Linked DNA regions of Homo sapiens: region 2 is linked to region 1. A link is a contact called in ENCODE Hi-C or POLR2A ChIA-PET data. All regions are on one chromosome and are shown on one strand. Each heading gives the region's core, a stretch centred on a gene start or an enhancer-like site at or near the end of the contact. The rest is flanking DNA. Distances are from core to core; before and after follow the strand shown.

Evidence for each region. A loop is a pair of places that touch in the nucleus more often than their neighbours do. ChIA-PET counts read pairs that join two places held with the same protein, here RNA polymerase II (POLR2A).
Region 2: a loop to region 1 is called in a map of gastrocnemius medialis, with 2.9 times the contacts of the local background. The contact joins two enhancer-like sites. A Hi-C loop is called at or near these places in 1 of 168 maps with a recorded cell type or tissue (gastrocnemius medialis). POLR2A ChIA-PET finds 5 or more read pairs at or near these places in 2 of 52 experiments (Panc1 and activated B cell).

What each region holds. Positions count from the first base shown.
Region 1 is chr3:14,523,299-14,527,767 of GRCh38, forward strand. It overlaps GRIP2 (glutamate receptor interacting protein 2), which reads right to left. Exons shown (of 24, transcript NM_001080423.4): 2 at 2,553-2,633; 3 at 2,139-2,274; 4 at 1,095-1,240; 5 at 314-400. Among named protein-coding and RNA genes, the nearest start is that of GRIP2, 15 kb to the right of the region's middle. RefSeq lists enhancers at 1,826-2,327, 2,328-2,827. Within about 2 kb of position 2,539, at least 6 of the 41 ENCODE cell types and tissues checked have a DNase peak (open chromatin) inside an H3K27ac peak, as active enhancers do; they include gastrocnemius medialis, where a contact is called at or near this core.
Region 2 is chr3:14,433,204-14,437,672 of GRCh38, forward strand. The region is part of intron 2 of SLC6A6 (solute carrier family 6 member 6); the gene reads left to right. Among named protein-coding and RNA genes, the nearest start is that of SLC6A6, 33 kb to the left of the region's middle. RefSeq lists enhancers at 1,396-2,307, 2,308-3,219. Within about 2 kb of position 1,829, at least 14 of the 41 ENCODE cell types and tissues checked have a DNase peak (open chromatin) inside an H3K27ac peak, as active enhancers do; they include gastrocnemius medialis, where a contact is called at or near this core.

The DNA of each region.
Region 1 (4,469 bases), core at 1,289-3,788:
GCCTCCCTTCTGTGACCTCACCTTATTTCCCCTTTTCCCTGATCTCTAGGAAGCTCCAGACTTTGTTCTCAGTCTCGGTAGCAGCTTTCACCATCATTTTCCGGTACAACTTTCTCCTCTCACTCTCCCCAACCAAGCCTACTTCATTGCTTGGCAGATTTTCCCACTGAATACTTACCTTAACGGTCCTGTGTTCTTCAAAGTCAGAACTGAGATACACATAAATTACATTCAAATCCAAACAGCACACACATGGAATTAGTATTAGCCTCTTTCTTGCTGCCCCAATACCAAGGGCAATTCTTTCACTGACCTCTAAGGACAAAGCCAAAGCTATTGCCCTCCTTGTAGAGGGAGACGTCCACTGTCTTTGAAATGATCCTGGGGTTATTCTCAGGAGCTGGGGAGAAATGGAGGACTCCTTTGAGTCCCTCAGTCGCATCTCCAGGCCGGTAGATGTGCCCAAAGCTCATTCCAGGAGGACTGGGTGATCAGTCACAGAGATTACAGGGAGGGTAAACCCTTGCCCATTTTACAGGTCGAACAAGTGAGGCTTAGAGGGATCCTCTCCCCTAATCCCACTTAGCCCACCACTGAGAGAGAGGAAAGGGCCTGCCCATGCTCACAGAGACGACGGCAGAACTCAGGCTTGAGTCCATGGCTGGTAGGCTCAGGCCAGGGCTGAATTCCAGACAGTTACTCAAACTTCAAGACTTTAGACCAGCTTTGAAAATCCCAAGCTAGGTGAAACCCTACACCACCGTTACTTAGTGCAGGGCAGTGGAGTGTGGGCGTGGTAGGTCAGGGAACGACTTATTCAGCTAATGCTTCCAAAACCCTCCCCGCTAAAGGAAAAGCATCTGGAGACTAAATATGTAAAATGACATTGGCTATAGAGTCCCACCACCTCCTGGTGACAGCATACTGCGGTTGTAGGCACAGCCCCTAGGCGAGGTATGGATGCTTGTGGCCAGTCTCCAGGTTCTACCCACTCCATCTGGCATGATCCCTGCCACCCAGGCCCTGGTGGGGAGGTAGCCGTGTCCACCCGCAACCGAGGCAGTGGAGAAAGTTCCCCGTCCAAGGGCACCCACCGGGCGGGGGCAGCTCATACTCCACCTCCAGCACCACGCGCTCGCCCACATTCTTGAGCAGGGTGATGATCTCATCGTGGCGGAGCCTGGTCAGGTGGATCCCGTTCACAGACCGAATATAGTCACCAATGTTCAGCAGATCACTCCTAGAGCAGGAAGGCCAGGGCACACATGGTAACAGGTGCTGGCCCATGCAGTCCTGGCATTCACACCCACCCTCCTCTGGAATCCCTATGATCACTGGATCCTCATTTCACAAATGGGGAAGCTGAGGCTTAGAGAGGTCAGACAGTTGTCCAGGGTCACACAGCACGTAAGAGAGTGCAGAGACTGACACCCAGGTCCCAGGCTTTCCCCCTTCGCTGGTCTGCCTGCTTTTCCTTCTGCAGGGGTGTCTCAGACGAGCCTGCAGAGTGACCAGATCATCACATCCTTTGCTGTTCCCTAATGCTCTTCCTGACTTCTCACCACCAACCTTCCTGCTGTTCAACTGGACATTTATCTGCACCAGCATTGTGTGAGGCCCAGGGAGGCAGTGACTGAGAGGCTAACTCCCAGGCCTCACAGTCCAAGGGAGCCACAGGGGCAAATGAAATCAGACAATGTGTGCAGAAATGTGCATGTGGGGCTTCAGGAACAGAGCAGTGCAGCTGCCTTGGCCTCGGGTCAGGGAGGGCTTCCTGGAGGCAGTGACCTCTGTGTTGAGTGTGGAGGGGTAAAGAGGAGTGTGCCAGGAGGATGCTGTGGGGAATAGGCTTTTGGACATAGGGGACTGCATATGCAAAGGCCTGGAGGGCAGATATGGCCTGGTGACTGTGGGGTGCTATGGCCAAGCCCCTGGTGTAAAAGAAAAGAGAAGCCAGGGCCTAGAATTACAGCCTCCATTGGAGGCCTTCCCTCTGCAGACACCAAGTTGATGGGTGCTCCTGGAAACAGCTGCCTGATTGCTTTGCCTAAGACCTTCAGTACATTTTCCACTGGCCCTGGGCTCCCATCATTGCCTCTGCACCCCCCTCCTGCGGCCGTGCCAAGCCCACTTCTCACCTGGCTGCAAGTCCCCCAGGTCTCAGGTTGGAGACCCTGGGCTTTCCATCCTTGTCGGTGCCACCTGAGATAGTCAGGCCCAGCGTGCTGCCTTCTTTCTTGATCAGCTCCACCACAGTGATCCCTCGGAACTCCTCTGCCAACAGATGGGGATGGGGGCTTGAGCGGGCAGCTGGGGCCACCCCAGGCCCCCAGCTCTAAGATAAGCGAGGCGAGCACCTGGTTGGTAGGGCACTCTGCTGCATTGCCCTGGGTGATGATCACCTCCTTTTTACAGAGGAGAATCAGAGAGGTTAAGTGGCTGGTCTAAGGTCACAGAGCAAGTCAGTGGCAGAGCCGTTGCCATCTGACCCCCACCTAGGGCTCTCTGTGCCTCCAGGGCAGAAAAAGAGGGAATGAGGGAAGCCTCATTACCTGGAATGCTCTGTCTGCGGCACGCCAGGGAAACGTCGGCCCCTCCTGCGTCCTTGCCTCCTTTGGAGTAGGGCCCATCGTCTGCAGGAGAGAAAGAGGGAAAGGCCGAGTTCCACTTTCGTTTCCATTCCTGCAGACCTCTTCTGCTTTGGGAATTTTCCACTCTGTGGACGTGGCCTGTAAGATGGGTTCCCTCCTGCCACCAGCTCCACCCGATTCTCTGCTGGAGAATCCTCACAGCTCCTCCTCCCAAAGAAAGCCTGGCCCCTGCTCTTGGGGCTGAGTAACATTCTTTGAGCACTACACTACATATTGGGAGCTTCACAGCCATTCTGTGGTTCACTGTCTCAACAACCCTGTGAATGTTGTTACCATGGATCAGATTATTCCACTGTACAGATAAGGAAGCTGGGGCTCAGAGAAGGCCAACTCATGCCCATTGTCACACAGCTGGAGAGTTGTGCAATCTGCATTAGAACCCAGTTCTGCTGACTCTACTACCCAGGGCTGTGCTTACATACCTGCTGGGAGGGGGAGCTCTCTCAAACGCAGGCACAGCAGCTCATGTGAGACAGCTCTGACCGAGACGAAACTCAATCTTGGGTGGACCTGATTAATGCTTCCTCATGAGGACTGCACTTTACAGTTTATGAATCACATTCTCAGGCGTTCTAGGCAGCCTGAGATAAGTCTGTCCTCCTTCACTCTAATTCGAGAAAGCGCTCCCTTGTGTTTCTTCAAATGTTGTTTCCAACAGCTCTCTCTCTTTTGAAAAGCTTAATAGATGTACTTTAGGACTTTCCATTTTACTCTCCATGACCCACATCCACACCCACCCTTCTCTCATATTTTCCATGTCTTCTTTATCTCTCTAAGATACGTCAAGGGGTGCTTCATCTGCAATGAAATCTGTCTTTTTTGCTTCTTTTGAGTTAGTAGAAAATCTTTCATACATTTCAAACATAAAGAAGGTAGAACAGTATGATGCAGAGATTCTCAAAATGTGGTCCCCAGGCCCACAGCACCTGGGAACTTGTCAGAAATGTAAATTATTGGCTGGGCACAGTGGTTCATGCCTGTAATCTCAACACTTTGGGAGGCCGAGGCAGGTGGATCACTTGAACCCAGGGGTTCAAGACGAGCCTTGGCAACATAGTGAAACCCCATCTCTACAAAAAATGCAAAAATTGGCCGGGCATGGTGGTGCATGCCTATAGTCCCAGCTACTCAGGAGGCTGAGGTAGGGGAATCACTTGAATTTGGGAAGTCGAGACTACAGTGAGCTGTGATTGCGCCACTGCATTCCAGTGACAGAGAGACTCTGAGACCCTCACTCTGTCTCGAAAAGAGAGAAAGACAGAGACAGAAGAGAGAGAGGGGGTGAGAAAGAAGGAAGAAAGGGAAGGGAAGGGAAGGGAAGGTATTTCTTTTCCAAGGCATTGCCTTTCCTAGGCATTTAAAGTGTGTTAAAGCTACAGAAATTGGATTGTTTTTCAAATTTCATTTTCTAATTACTTGAAAGGAAAGGAAAGGAAAGGAAAGAAAGGAAAGGAAAGAAGGAAAGCGAGGGGAGGGGAGGGGAGGGGAGGGAAGAGGGAGGGAAGGAGGAAGAAAAGGGAAGTAAGAAAGGAAAATTCTTGGCCCCAACCAGGACCTGAAAAAGGAAACACCCTGGGGGTGGGCTCCAGGAATCTGTATGTGTGTGTATATTAGTATATTAGTCTAACTTATATTATTCTTCACTTTTTAGCATTTAGACCGGGGGATGGTGGCTCACACCTGTAATCCCAGCACTTTGGGAGGTCAAGGTGGGCAGATCAGCTGAGGTCAGGAGTTCGAGACCAATCTGGCCAACAGAGGCATGGCAAAACCCCATCTCTACTGAAAATACAAAAATTAGGGGGGTGTGGTGGCAGG
Region 2 (4,469 bases), core at 579-3,078, 91 kb before region 1:
CCACCTCCCCCAGAGAGAATTGCCCCAGGTAAGCGAGTGCCTGCTCAGAGCAGAGTGGGCAGATGACTTCCCAAGAGCACATTACAGCAAAGGGTGACCCTGTTCCTTTCAAAGCATGGCTTCACCCATGGAGCCGGCAGGGTTTGGGCTTCCTGCACAAGGATGTTGTGTTTGTGCCACCAGTCTTAGGTGTTAGGTCCTTGGTCAAGGGGAAGACATTCTGGCCACCCACCCCGCAGGTTCTCAGCTCATGGTGAGGAACCCAGGCGGCCGAGGTGTGGGGTTAACGACTCTACAGGCCCCACCAGAAAGTGTTAGCTGAGCACGGTAGCTCCCATCTATAATCTCAGCACTTTGGGAGGCCAAGGCAGGTGGATCACTTGAGGTCAGGAGTTTGAGACTAGCCTGGCCAACATGGTGAAACCCCATCTCTACTAAAAATACTAAATAATTAGCTGGGCGTGGTGGCAGGCACCTGTAATCCCAGCTATTCAGGAGGCTGAGAAACGAGAATCTCTTGGACCCAGGTGGCGGAGGTTGCAGAGAGCTGAGATCGCACCCTGCACTCCAGCTTGGGCAACAGAGCTAGACTCTGTCTCAAAAAAAAAAAAAAAAAAAAAAAAAAGTCATAAGTACCTGCAGGGAAAAACCCAACATGGGCCCTTAAGTTCCCTTTCAGAGTAGAAGGGAAGGGTTGGTGGTCAGGGACAATCCAGGGCTTTTAGCCAAAAGCGTTGAGCCCTCACTGGGGCAGCACAAAACTTGGGATAAATCCAGGTTCTAACTCTGGCCTTGGGGGCCCCGTCCCCTCTTCCTCTCTGCCACACTCTGGCTTTCTGTTTCTTCACTATGTGCACCATGGCCCTCTTTACACCTGCTGTTCTCTGCTCTTAGAACAGTGTTCCCCCAGTTCTTTGCCCCCAGTTCTTTGCCTCAGCTTCAGTGTGGCTAAAAGCTTGTTCCCTAGAGCCGAGCTTCTGGGTTTGAATCCAGCTGTATGACCCTGGGCAAGTGGCTTTACTTCTCTGGGCCTCTTTCCATCATCCGGGCTGGTGAGGAGTAAGTGAGTGAGTTGGTGTCTGGAAAGGGCTTGGCACAGGGCCTGCCCACAGTGAGTCCTCAGCGAGCTGCTGTTGTTATGAAATGTCACCTCCGCAGAGGGGCCTACTTTGTTGTTTTCTGTGTGCTGGGCACTGTCATAAATAATTGCTCATTTATGTGTTTAGTGTCTATCTCCCCTTCTGCAGGTCAGCTTGGTAGGGCTCACCCACTGTCTCCAGTTCCTAGAGCAGTGCCTGGCACATAGTAGGGTGAGTTAACAGCCACTGCTTGCCAAAGCCACTCAAACCTTTGTTCTAACCCTGGACCTCTGAGATGCAGAGGGGAAGTGACTTGGCCTGCATGACCCAGCTTTCTGACCTCGCCCACTGCCCTTTCCCCGACTTAGCTGCTTGGGCTCTGCTGTGGGGCACCTCCGTTTGGAGTATGGTGTGTGCCTCAAACACCTTCATCTGGGGCAGCGCCAGCCACCCTGCCTCATCCTGGCCCTTCTCAGGCCATCCTGCCACCGGGAGCCTGCCGTGCCTCCACCCCTCCCCCTGCAACTGGCACGGTGGCACTCTCCTTGCTGCCTCTCCTCTGCTGCCAGACTGTGGTTCTCTGGGGCTTTGGGCCAGGTCCTGCCACTTCCAAGGAGATGATAAAACAGTTTGGACCCAGTCCCCAGACCTTATGTTCACCTGCCAATGTTTTTATGAGGGGAAGGTGACAAGTTGGCTGTCTATTAGACTCATACCGTGTCTCGCCACCCCCGGCGTTGTTCCAGAGGCTTGTTCTTTGCAAAACCTGCTCACTGTCATCCACTCTTCCCCAGCAAACCACAGACTAAGAAGAACTACGTGGTCTGGCTGGTCCCCATCCAGAGGTCACCTTGCCCCAGGGTGGCACCAAGGTCATGGAGTTGGGACGTGGGTGCAAATCCTGGCCCACTGTCCTGTAGCTGTGGGACCTGGGATAAGGCTTCCCCCTTCTCTGAGCCTCAGTCTCCTGATCTGTGAAAGGCAAGGCTGATGAGGCCGGGGGTGAGGTAGAGGCTTTTCTGCAGGGCTTAGTGTGATCCAGGCAGGAGGCTTCTAGCGGAGGTCGGGGGTCTCTGAGGGTAGACCCGTACTTTGGTGGGGTGGAGGTTGCAGTTAAATCAGGAGAGGGGAGGACCTCACCCGAGGATGCTGAACCCCAGGTAGATAACAAGCCCCTGTCCCAGAGACGGCATGCTGAAACGATTTCCTCAACAGAATTCACTTTCACTACGACCAGAATATTTTTGCTCATTGTTTCGGCTTTGTTCCGGGCAAAACAATGCCTGGCTTCCTGGATGACCTCACCGGGACAAGCCATCAGGGCTGTAGGCCAGCCTGGTCAGCATCTCCGCACGAGCCCATTCTTCCCTTTGCCACGGCCACCTTAGGTGACCTGGGGGCAATAGTGTGACCAAAGAGAGCAGACTGGCCACAGGCTGAGTCTGGCCCCCTCTGTGTTTGTGTTTGACCCAGGTGGTGGTTTAGAAACTGAAAAATGTGTGTGTGCATATAAACCAGATTTCAACATCTCTTGAGAAGCTGGAGGATCCAGCCCCAGTGGGCACCAGTCCCGAAGGCACCTGCAGTAGTGGGAGCTAAGGAGAGCTGCCTGTGAGAGTCCAGACTCCTCCTGTCCCCTGGTTCCCACTCTTCCCTGCGACCTCCCCACCCCAGTGGACTCCTGTCCTTTGCCCACCAGGCCTCTGGAGGCTTTGGAGCTCGCCACGCTTGAGTTAGCCTTTCCTTGGGAGCAGATAACCAACAGATACAGACCTCATGATACAATTCAATGATTCAATCTCTTAAAGGTGTACTTTTAAAATATATATAAAAGAGAAAAAGAAAGGCTTTGATTAATTTCCACTTAAAACAGCTACTCCACTTAGAGTGATGGAAAGAGCTTCTACTTTATTATTATTATTTTTTCATCTTTTTAGAAACAGGGTCTTGCTCTGTCACCCAGCCTGGAGTGAGGTGGCATGATCACAACTCACTGCAGCCTCCAACTCCCGGGTGCAAGTGATCCTCCTACCGCAGCCTCCTGAGTAGCTGGGACTGCAGGCGCACGTGACCACACCTGGCTAATTTTTTTTTAACTTTTTGTACAGACAGGGTCCAAATGTGTTGCCCAGGCTTATCTGGAACTCCTGGCCTCAAGCCACCCTTTCACTTCAGCCTTCCAGAGTGTTGGGATTAAAGGTGTGAGCCACCACGCCCACCCAGGAATAGCACTCTTAACAACAACTCCCTTTTTTTTTTTTTTTTTTTTTTTTTTTTTTTTTTTTTTTTTTTTTTTTTTGGTGCTTAATTGTTAAACACTAGGGCCAAGGAGAGTGCCCTTGGCAGGCATCACTAATAGATCCTGGCCATCCTGCTCACTGAGCCTGTACCTAGCCCAGAATCTATGGAGACAGTGGTCCAGGGAGCCCCATCAGAGTTCCCTGTTTGCTAGAGGAGGGCTCCAGTCCAGCACGCCATCTGTCCTGCCTGAGTCTGTGCTGTTTCATTAGCTGGCCTGGCCCAGCCCTGTGGCCCTTGGCACTGACTGCTCCCCAGGCCCTGTCCAGCCTCCTGAGCCCCGTCTCCATCATGTGGCCCTTCACTTCCCTGTTTGCCTTTGCCTAGTTCCCCAGTTTGTCAGCCGGCTTGCAGCTGGCTCCTTAAAGACACCAGACCCCATTTCATTTGATCCATAGCAGCTACAGTAGTTGAGAACATGGACTTCAGAGGCCAAGACAGACCTGGGGGGCATTTGGAGCTTAAGTGGCCTTTTCCTCATGTGTGACTGTGGACAAGTGACTTCACATCTCTGTGCTTTATCAGCACAGGAAGGATGGGAGCAGCACCCACTGAGGGGATTAGCTAAGAAAATGAAAATGTGCTTGTAGTCAGTGCTCTTTTTAAAAAGATGCATATTCTGCTTGTGTATATGGTCAGTGCTTAATAAACACAGCTATCTTTTTCTTAAAAGTAACTTTTTTTGTTTTTTTTTGGAGACAGGGTCTCGCTCTGTCACCCAGGCTGGAGTGCAGTGGGGCAATCATGGCTCACTGCAGCCTTGACCTCCAAGGCTCAAGTGACCCTCCCACCTCAGCCTCCCGAGTAGCTGGGACTACAGGCATGTGCCACCACATCCAGCTAATTTTTGTAGTTTTTGTAAAGATGGGGTTTTGCCATATTGCCCAGGCTGGAAGTTTTAAAATTGATAAATAAAAATTGTATATATTTATGGTGTATAACATGATGTTTCACATCTGCGTATGTTGTAGAATGACTGGATCAAGCCAATTAACTTACGTATCACCTCGCTTCCTAAGCATTTTTTGTGTGTAGTGAGAACGCTTAAAATCTACTCTCAACAGTTTTCAAGTATACAATATGTTATTAATT